2 separate regions of the Mus musculus genome follow, and region 1 is linked to region 2. The links are chromatin contacts, found by Hi-C or POLR2A ChIA-PET in ENCODE. All regions are on one chromosome and are shown on one strand. The core of a region is the stretch at or near the end of the contact, and the rest is flanking DNA. Distances in the headings are between cores, read along the strand shown.

Evidence for each region. Hi-C counts contacts between places; a loop is a spot of excess contacts on that map. ChIA-PET counts read pairs that join two places held with the same protein, here RNA polymerase II (POLR2A).
Region 1: a loop to region 2 is called in a map of heart, with 1.8 times the contacts of the local background. The contact joins the promoter of Arhgap8 here to the promoter of Phf21b in region 2. A Hi-C loop is called at or near these places in 1 of 37 maps with a recorded cell type or tissue (heart). POLR2A ChIA-PET finds 5 or more read pairs at or near these places in 1 of 5 experiments (Patski).

Annotation. Positions count from the first base shown.
Region 1 is chr15:84,716,792-84,722,221 of GRCm38, forward strand. It overlaps Arhgap8 (Rho GTPase activating protein 8), which reads left to right and starts at 3,261. Exons shown (of 12, transcript NM_001164628.1): 1 at 3,261-3,316. It overlaps Gm20556 (predicted gene, 20556), which reads right to left and starts at 3,475. Exons shown (of 3, transcript NR_040347.1): 1 at 3,200-3,475; 2 at 1,906-2,355.
Region 2 is chr15:84,854,587-84,859,876 of GRCm38, forward strand. Phf21b (PHD finger protein 21B) reads right to left here and starts at 1,543. Exons shown (of 13, transcript NM_001081166.2): 1 at 1,079-1,543; 2 at 153-218. The coding sequence starts at 1,132.

The DNA of each region.
Region 1 (5,430 bases), core at 2,011-4,510, 140 kb before region 2:
TTTGCCTGTTTGCTCTCTCTGGCAAGCCCATTTCTTCATGGCTTTAGATCTTCTTTGGGATTCCAGTATATATTGAAGACCAGCTGAGGTCTAGAGAGATGACTCGGAGGTTAAAAGCACCGACTGCTCTTCCAGAGGTCCTGAGTTCAATTCCCAGCAACCACATGGTGGCTCACAACCATCTGTAATGAGATCTGATGCCCTCTTCTGGTGTGTCTGAAGAGAGCAATAGTGGTGTACTCGTATGCATAAATAAATAAATAAATAAATAAATATTAAAAAATAAAAGATTGTGGAGAAGGAGGAGGAGAAGGAGAAGAAGAAGAAGAAGAAGAAGAAGAAGAAGAAGAAGAAGAAGAAGAAGAAGAAGAAGAAGAAGAAGAAAACCAGCTGAAATATCCAACCTCATGGACTAAATAATTACTGCATTGTTGGACCTTCTGTTGGTAAACAGCCATTATTGGACTAATTGGACCACAGCTTGTAAACCACTCTAAATGCCATATATATATATATATATATATATATATATATATGAAATATCAATTCTGTTCCTCTAGAGACCCCTGAGTAATACAGTGTATCTTAGACTCAGCCAATCAGAGGCCTCCCCTGGGATAACCCCACCCTCATCCGTGGACTGCTGGCATTGTCAAAGGGCAACAATTTTGCAATTTAGATAGAAAGCCAGAGCTGTGGTTTTATGCTGCATGCACAGCTTTCTGTGCATGTGCAAGACACTGGCTTCAATCCCTGGTCTTGCCAGGAAAAAAATTTTTTTAAAAGGTTGCTTTTTCCACCAGGATGCTTCAAATCCTGTGGACTAGAAAACTCAAGCTCAAACAATCATAGACAGCTTTGGTGCCTGCAGCTAAAGTAAGAGAGGCCACAGGCGGGCTGGTGAGATGGCTCAGGGGGTAAGAGCACCCGACTGCTCTTCCAAAGGTTCAAAGTTCAAATTCCAGCAACCACATGGTGGCTCACAACCACCTGTAACAGAGATCTGATGCCCTCTTCTGGTGCGTCTGAAGACAGCAACAGTGTACTTACATATAATAAATTAATAAATAAATAAATAAATAAGTAAATAAATAAATAAATAAAAGAGAGGCCACAGGCAGGTTCAGACAGCAACAGTGTACTTACATATAATAAATAAATAAATAAATAAATAAATAAATAAATAAATAAATAAAAGAGAGGCCACAGGCAGGTTCGATCCAGGGAATGAGCAGTGTTAACCACAGACTCAAGCCCTTGCCAACTCTGCCTCATCCTATGCCTAGATCCCACCCACCATGGTGACCAGATGGCTAGTGATGTTGGCTCAGAACACACTGCTCCCAAATACGGCCCTTGGGAAAACTGATGCAGGACAGAGCTGTGAGAGTTTGAAGGCTAAGATTCAACCTCAGAGATGCTTGTGGGCATGGCTCTGGGGGTGCTTCCGGAGAGGTTTGACTGAGGAGGGGTTGACTTCCCTCAGTTTATTACAGTTAGGCTCCAACCTTTTGCCCTCCTATCATATCCCTCCATGACTAATACCCTTCCTAAAACCAAAGCATGAAAATACACAATGTGCTGGTCTCTCTGGGTCCTCCTTTCCTTGTGAAGTTTCTCCATCTCCTGTAAAACTTACACGCAATGGGACTGAAGAGATTGCACAGTGACTAAGAACATTGGCTGCTCATGCAGTTGGATCTAGATTCATCAGCCAGCCATCTTGATCCTTCCCCCTGTACGTCCAGTTCCAGGGGATCAGATGCCCTCTTCTGACCTCCAAGGGCACACTGTGTGCATTGCATGTGGTATATGCACATACATGCAGACAAAACACCCATAACCATGAAATAAAAATAAATAGAAAAACATTAAACTCTTACAGGAAGAAATCACGCATGCTACCTGCTTGTTAAGCTGTCTTCTGTCACAGGGCTTCAGCTGTGTGTTCAGCAAAGGTCAGTGGGCATGGTTTCGACTTTCACTAAGCATCCACAGTGAGCCAAGCTTCCCCCACGAGGGTAGAGATGGTAGATGCAGCAAGCCATGTTTTCTCTTTCTCCCCATCCAGTAAGGTCCATCAGATCCACTGGAGGAGCCTGCCCTCCGTGGGGCCTGTGCTGGTTGGCTGAGACCCAGTTATTTCCAGAAACTGGAGATGGTGGTTTCTGTTGATTGTCCCCTGAAGTCACAACACCCTCTAGAGGTGAGTGATGTCTCAGCTGCTCTCTTAGCTGCTCCACAAATGTTCCCTAGGGCCATGATCCCTTCAGCTGGCTTGTGGAGCTGCCTCATCTACTGGGAACACTTCGAGTGGAGTTCTGTGTGAGAATCTTCAGAAAGGGGCCTCTGAGCCTGTGTGGAGACAGATGGACCAGTGAGGAAGAGGCTAGGAGATCACCAACTTCACCCACCCCCTACCTTGTCCCTGCTTTCTGTGCCCCTGCCTTCCTTCCAACCTGGGTTCAGTCCCCTTTGGTCCCCTGGGGTCAGCATGTGGTACAGTGACATACTTTGTAGGTGCTCTTGGGGCTTGAGAGTGGACCACACATAGAATATGAGGAGGACTCGAGTTTGGACCGCACCATTGGAAGAATGAGATGAGGAGGAGTTGGGAGGCCGTAGTATGTCCCTGCATAGGCTGGGTATCCAACACAGCTAGGAGCCTGAGCTTGGGGTTAGGGTGAGAGCTGAGATCATTCAAGGCCGTTAGGTTGGTGGACAACAGGTAGAGGCAGGAGATGAGGTGTAGCCGGAAAGAGGTGCAGGCTCTGCGTGAAGTCCGGAAGCTTGGAGGCAGAAGTCCACGCTTTGGTAAAACCACCTACGTGCCCCCACCTCTGGTCTGTTCTCCCTAGGTCACCAAGGCCTCTTTGTGCTTAGAGGCAAGTCATAGGGTTGTGGGAGTGGTTTTGAACCATAGCTACGAAGGGCTGGAGACTCAGAAGGGAAGGGACAGCGACACCCCGACACCCCAAGGGCAGAGGCAGCAGACAGAGAGCCCCGTACCCGCACCGAGGTCAGGCCTGGGAGAGCAGGTCGGACGCTTGGAGACGCGGGCTGTGTTTTCCAACTCAGCACAGATCTCCTGTTTCCCCTCTCACCAGGCGCATCTCAAATGCGGGTAAAAGTGAGGGCTAGCAGCTGCTGAGGGCCAGCGTCCCGTAGCTCCCTCCCGCCTAGAGTTAGAACCACCTACCCTGGTCCCGCCCACCCTGGGGACTCCCGGCTGTGCGCTCTGACATTGGGCGGGGCCTGTTGGGGAGGGGCCTGTCCGGGGACGGGCCAGGTGTGTGGCTGGCGTTGCAGAGACCAGGTGAGGTGCTCGGTGGTCCGGTGAGTCCCCCCCTTGGGGACCTGCTCGGGTGGGAAGGCGCGGCTCCTATCCCTGGTCCTGGCCTCTTCCCGTCCCAACTTCTCCTGGGTGTCCCTCTACTCCCCACCTTGTCCCCGCTTTCTGTGCCCCCTGCTTTTCTTCCGACCCAGGTTCGGTCCCCTTTGGGCCCCCGGGGTCAGCACATGGCAGTAGCCCCTCGGCTCCCGCACCAAACCTGAGCGCATCATGGTGGCATCTTTCCCGCCTAACAGGTGGCAACACTGAGGCCAGGGCGGATGCTGAACTCGCACTTGGGGCCCGAGACTGGGGTCTGTCTGGTCACGTTGTCACACTGGGTGCAACTCCCAAGATTTATAGGCCGCGGGCCTGGGAAGTCCCCACTTAGGTAAGGCAGACTGCTGCGGGCTTCTTTCACTTTCCCAAACCTGGCAAAGGCCTCCCGAGAATTCGAGAATTCTTAAGAGGGAGGTGCAGTCAGTGTAGCTAGCTGCCGAGGCCCTGCTAGGGGAACTGCGGAGGCCACTGGGGGGAGGGGTGGCATTCCTTAGTTCTTTTGGCTGGTGTGGGGAAAGGGCCTGGCGGTCCCAGGTTCTGCTCTGGGACTAGATTCTAGTGCGCGCGCTGTCAGCCAGTCAGGGCGAACTTGGTCGAAGTGAGAACTCAGTACGCCTCGGAAAGTAAGCAATCTTCATTGGCCTCTGTTGTTTCAAGATATGTTTATGAGTTCCTTGTAGAATGCCCCGCCAAACCCTTCCCCGAGTCAGAACCGGGATGGAGGAGGGGGCAGGTAACTGGAAGTCTGAGTCCAGCTGTTCCCAGAGGTCAGGTCAGCCTCTTGTCTGTTCTCAGCTCTCGGGAGCCCAGAATAAGCTCTCCGTGGTCGAAGCCAGGGGGTGTGGGGACTTTTGTGGAGGACGCTGCAGTAGAGCTGGAAGATGGGGTGGGAGTTAAGCAGGTGGGTGTGGCCCTAGGTTGCTGGGTGGTCCAGAAGAAGTCTAAATGGGTGAGCCCCGGGTATGTACTTGAATCCGCTAACAGTAAAGTGCAACTTTGGAGAACTGTGTAAGGTTGGGGGTTTCCTGTCAATGAGGGGCATAGAGGTGGCCTCAGTTAAAGAGAACAGCAGGATGTAACTAAATTAGTAGAACCTCTGCCTAGAATACACAAAGCCCTGGGTTTGTTTCCCTGAGACACATAAACCAGGTGTGTGGTGGCCTGAGGCTGTAATCCCAGGACTTTTATCAGATTGAGGACAAAAAGCCATCTATGGCCACATAGTTGTTTGAAGCCAGCCTCAGTGTGTGAGACCTTGTCTCTAATAATAAACCAAAATATATAATAGGGTAGCCAAGAGCTGTCACCTAGAGGTGCCTGGCCGTAGACTCTCATCACACCAGAAAACCATCCCAATACCTGAGTCCCCATCATCTCACTGAGCTGGTCACATGACACAGATAAAGCTTCAGGGGAATTTTGGGAGAGCTTGGGGTTCCCCCCCTTTTCTTTCTTGGAGACGGGTCTTGTTATTTAGCTCAGGCTGGCTTTAAACTCAAGGTAATCCTCCTGCCTCAACCTTCCAAAAGCTGACAATACAAAAAAAAAAAAAAAAAAGAACCATTACACCTAGCGTGATTAGCGGATTTTGAGCCAGCCACTTTCCTCATGGGGAGTAGTAGCCTCCACATCTGCCAAGTGTTCTGGTGGTCCTCCAGCAGAGGTCAAGTCCTGGCATGCTGATTGATTGCTTCAGTCCTCACTCACACCAACATCCTGAGATGGTAGTGGCACCGCCCACTTCTGCGGATGAGGAAGCAGAGGCAGGGGAGCCATGATCTTCCGGCTGGTGAATGGAAAGCCAGGCTCAGCATCTGCCTTGGTGGGAGTAGGCTGTTGTAGGTTGGAGATGTTTGGAAGCCCTCTAGCAACTGCCTGCCCTTCCAGGTATCTGCAGCAAGAGGCAGACAAACACACATCCCTACACTCTTGCCCTCAATAGCCCTAGAAAGTTCCGGAAGACCTCACCTCTGGCAAACTCGAGGTCCATGGCGTCCACTTAAAAGGAACTTTCAGGGCACAGGGAAACGGGGTCAGAG
Region 2 (5,290 bases), core at 293-2,792:
AAAGGGAGGACGGCAACTTTGAGGACTGCAGCCATAACCCCACGGGAGTCGGAGCGTGCGACGACCGTACAGGCACTTTTTAGGGTGCTGCCAAAGTGCCCGGCGATCCTCCCTGGACCCCGGTCCCCTGTGGGGGATAGGCCCCTCCTTACTTGTTTGTCGCTGAGCGCTGCGATCCGTGGCTGCCTTTCGTGGAGCTGCTTCTTGAGGTCGCCGTTCTATGAAGACACAGAGGAGCGGGCTCAGCCTGGCCGCCCCGGGGGGGGGGGCGAGCAGGCGAGCCCCGAGCCCCGCATCCCCACCACCCACTGCCTGGCGGACCAAGCCGACCCCAACGCGCCCCAACTTTCCGGGACCGCTTTCCTCACACGGGCCACCGTGCAATGTCGCGCGAAGCAGCTTACCTGTGGCTGCCGCCTCATTGGGGCAGCTCCCGGGGCGGGGCGGGGGCCGAGGCCACCCGGCGGCGCGCCCCGAGCCGTGCAAGTTTGCAGGCCGGGGTGCGGGTGCGAGTGAGTGTAAGAGTGTGTGCCGGGGGAGGGGGGACGAACAAAGAGCCAAGTAAACACGGCGAGTCCGTGTCGAGCAAAGCTCATAAATATTCAAGTCGCGTCCTAATCTCCCCAACACACACACGCGCACGCCGCAATATCACTCGGGCACCGGCCGCCTCTCGCCGGAGTCACAATCGCCAAACTACTTTTGCTAACAGTGAGGGTCGGTGCCGGGCTGGGCCCGGAGCAGGAGGCTAGGAGCTGGCCGGTCCATGCACCCTGTTCCCTGGGCAGCTCTAGGAGGGTCCCCTTTCCGGTCGCCCGAGTTGTGCAAACGGGGCAGTGGCAGAGAAGACGCCACGCTGGGGTCCCACGAACCCTGGATCTGCAAACAGTGCTGGATCGCACGGAAGCGAGGGGGAGAGGGAGAACTAAGGGTTCCATCCCAGCCCCGGGACATGTTCCAGGAAGGGGCCTGCTTCCAGCACCCCTGAGACCAAGAGTTAGATACGGAGCTTCGATCCCTCTCGCCTCCACTCCCCGGGCCACTAAGGCTCCCCGGTCCAGTATCCGGGACTACCTACCTGGTGGCGCGCGAGTTCCACCGCGAGCGCCTCGGACCGGCTTTGCAGCTCCATCGCCGCAACTTGGGCAGCACTTTGCGCTCACTTTGGCCGGAGCTCGCAGGAAGTTGTGCGGCTCGGCGGGAACCAGACCGGGAGAGCTCGGATCCGGTGTCCCGGGCACAGAGAGACACGAGTTCCCTCCTGCAGCGCCGATAGGAAAGGAGGCTGACGAGAGGGAAGAAAGGCGAGCTGGCGCCCAACTCTTCCGGCTGCCGCTAAGTTGCGCCGGGTGCCCGGGCTGCCTGCGCCGCCCGGCGCATGGCCCCCAGGCGCCGGGAGCCCCGCGCAGCCCCCCAGCGCGCGCCCTGTCGCCGCCCGCGCCAGCTGACCGCCGGCAGGGACTATATTTCCTCCGGCGCGCGCGCCTGGATCTCGCTGGGGCCGCGGCAAAGTTGTGCCTCGGCACGATGCTAATTCGGCAGTGCCCGGATGGAGCGGGCCGGGGCGGCAGGAGGCGGTGCCGGGAACCCGCTGCCCGCCCCGCCCCGCCCCGCCCGGCCCGCGCGTGCGCATTGCGTTCGGCCCAGCGACCAGGCTCAGGAAACAAAAGTGGCGGCTGAGCGGAGCGCAAAGTCGCGGCTCTGAGATCTGGGCGCCCGAGCGATCTCCTCGGTGCGCAGCCGAGAGCACGGGGAGCAGGGAATGCTTTCACAGTCCCACTCCCGGAGCGACAATTCCCGCAGCAAACTGAGATGCCACCCTCCTGCTTCTTGCACCTCCTCCCTCCTCCGCTTCCCCTTCTCGCCTCGCTCTCCGGTTTTATTTAAATCACCCGGTCCTCTCCCGCAGCGCCTAGCACTGAGACTGGGGAACTAAATCAGTCCTGTCGCCGGAGTCCCAGCGCCTAATGGCCGCTGTGGTATTTAAATAGTATGAAAACTGATCTCTTGATTGGTCCTTTAATGATTTTTTTTACACTCACAATTAAACTCTCAACAGATGTCCCTAGACTTTTTTTTTTCCAGACAGTTGTTAAAAATCGTAAACACGACAGGTCAGTGTGACATAAAGCAATCATAACTACAGCTGCGGAGATGACATTTCAGAATTCCCAGTCCCGGGGCCGGGGTCAACGTCTCAGAGATTACTGCGGCGGAGTTTCCTGTCCTCATCAATTAATGTCGGGGCTTTGTGCCCTGCTGGGCGCTAGCACACTAGTGTGTTTCAAAGAGGCCAGGGAAAGGGGGGCCTCTGTGTCAGAGTAACCGTGAATTGATAGAGACTCATAACTAACTCTTTCCGTGGGTCACAAGAAAAGGAGGAAGGAAGGAAAGAAAAGAAAACTCAGGCACACCAGTCAGAAATGTCTCTTCAATGGATGCCAACAGTCTACATATTTCCTTTACCCCTCAGGAGAAATCTCTCTCTCTCTCTCTCTCTCTCTCTCACACACACACACACACACACACACCAGAACACCAGTGTTGTTAGAGCCATATACAGTATTGGTCACAGTCGACAAAGATGACAACGATCTAACTGGCTGACTAAACTGGTTCCTCCCACTTCTGGGTTAGACTCAAGTCAAGACAATGTCTCCCACTCCCCATTTTTTCTTTCAACCCCCCCCCCCATTTTGTAGTTAGAGGTGCAGAGGATCCAGGGGCTGGAGCATACTAGGCAAGCCTCTGTTACAGGAGCCATGCTCAAAGCTCCACTCATGTCTTTTGCTGGGGAGGACAGCAGCCTAGGTGAAGACTGGTGTTTGGAGGACCAGGAGGGGCATGTGCTGGCCAAGAGACTCCCTCCTGTGATTTCTGTAAATGTCATTGGCTTTTGGCAAAAACTCAGGGTTATCTTTCTGGCCATGTGGTCCTTTCATCAACAGGGTAGACTTTCTGGCTTTCCTTGGCTAGTACAGACTCTAGCAGATGCCCACCGAAGGAGATGTGCCTGGTCGGATGGTGACGACCCAGTGTGGTTTGTAGTTTTGCCCACTGTCGATTGATTTAGGCTTCAGTAATGATCAACATGTCACCCACTTCCTGGATCATGGCACAGGCCATGGTATGGGAGTTCTCTGACAGACAGTGCAGGAGAGGCAAAGTAAGCAACCAAGGATCAAACCCAAGGCCCGGCCTGTGCTAAGTAAACACTCTACCACTGGGTTACATCCCCAGCCACCTGCTTTGGAGACTCTGAACTTTGATCCCCCTGCCTTGGCTTCCTGAGCAGCTGGGAGCAGGTGTTCTTGTAAGCAAACATGTAGCTTTTCCTGAGCTCCTACAGGCTTCTCTCCCTTCACCTGACCAGTGTTCTCTAGAATATTCTTTCCCTCATTCCACATTTCACAAATTCTTTTCTTCAAGATTCACTTCAAATGTCTTTTCTGGGATACCCCCCCCTAATTTCCACAATAAAACTCCTATCACCCTCTCTGTTGGTCAACCAAGCAGTGCTTACTCATGAGGGGGTACTGGGAGTTGAACCCCAAATCTACCCTGAACAGAGTCAGACACATTTCTCTAAACCTCCTAACCTCACTTCTGTGCAAGATGGGAATCTATCACACTAGACACAGACACTCCGGACCCCTCAAGCGCCTTGCCCACATCTTGACACGTGGACTTATTTAATAGATGGGCTGAATTGCTATCCATTGCTTGCCCTGCTTGCCCCCAGCCTGGCCTTGGCAGCAAGCCTACCCTAGGGGAGTGGTAGTAGCTGCTTTTCTCATTCTGTGAGAAAACACCATGGCGAAGGCAACTTAGAGAACTACGAATTTCTTTGGGCTTATTGTTCCAGAGGAATAAAGAGTCCGCGGTGGTAGAAGGGAGGCAGAAGAAACAAAAGCTGGGGGCTTACATCTCAAACTATAAGCAGGAAGTGGGGACAAGAAACTGGAACTCGTGCTTTGTCACTTCCCAGGGACATTCTTCCTCCAGTGGGACCACACTTCCTAAACGTACCCAAGTTGTCCCATCAACTGGAGAATCACATATTGGAACATCTGAGCCTATAGGAGGTATCCACAGGAGCCACGGAGGCACCAGAACCCGTGTTCATTCTATGGCTGTGGAAGGAACGGCTGTTTGTAGGTAAGGTGTTACATACACCCTGGCATGCAACTCTGGCTCCAAGGACTTGAATGGCACAGCCTCTGAACACAGCCTTCCAGCATTCCACTTCTAGCATTTCCACTTGACATGCACTGACCTGAGCTCAGCACCCCCCTAACATCCCAGCTCCCCTCCCAGGCACATCCCCCTCTCATGTCCCTCCCCCACCCCAACCCCATCACTCACACTGCTAGTCTTTCTATGTGTAGCAGGATACTTATCTGGTTGTCATCCTTGGCTCCTGGCCTAGAGCTTCTAAGACCCTTGACCTTTCCTGATAAGACTGAATGACCCCTGTCATTCATTAAGACCCTCCTTAGTCTCAACTGGGTCTGCACTGAGGGTGTGGCTGACAGTGAGGGTAGACAGCCTCAGGATCAGGCCAACCACCAAAGCAGGAACCCTGCTGTCTAGCCAGGCTCTGGAGGCTGGCTCACAGTGGCTGGCCAGCTCTCTCTCTTTAGCCCACTGGAAAGGTGCTGTGGAGACCCTGGGGGGCTGGGCCAAGGCAAGTTGAGAAGATGAAGACAAGGACAAAGAGTAGCGATCACACTGTGCTAACCCAGGTAACTCGTCATACTTCTATACTTATGTAATGACATCCAGGCCCAGCCACATTTACTGCAAATGATATAAGTCCCTTCACTTGTGGGGCAGAATAAAACTCCACTGTGCACAAATACCACATTTCTTCATCCCTTCATCCATCAAAGGACACCTAGGCTGATTTTAAGATTTGGGTGGTCAGGTATCTCTAGGCTGGCTGGTTTGGTTAGGGTTTTACTGCTGTGAACAGACACCATGACCAAGGCAACTCTTAAAAAGGATGACGTTTAATTGAGGCTGGTTTACAGGTTCTGAGGTTCAGTCCATTATCATCAAGGCAGGAACCACGTTAACGTCTGGTAGGCATGGTGCTGGAGGAGCTTAGAGTTCTACATCTTTATCTAAAGACCACTAGAAAAAGACTGGCTCCCATGTGGCTAGGAGGAGGGTCTCATCGCCCATGCCTACAGTGACACGCTTCCTCCAACAAGGTCATACCTCCTAAGAGTGCCACTCCCTGGGCCAAGCATATGGAAATCATCACACTGGTTGACATTGATTCCTT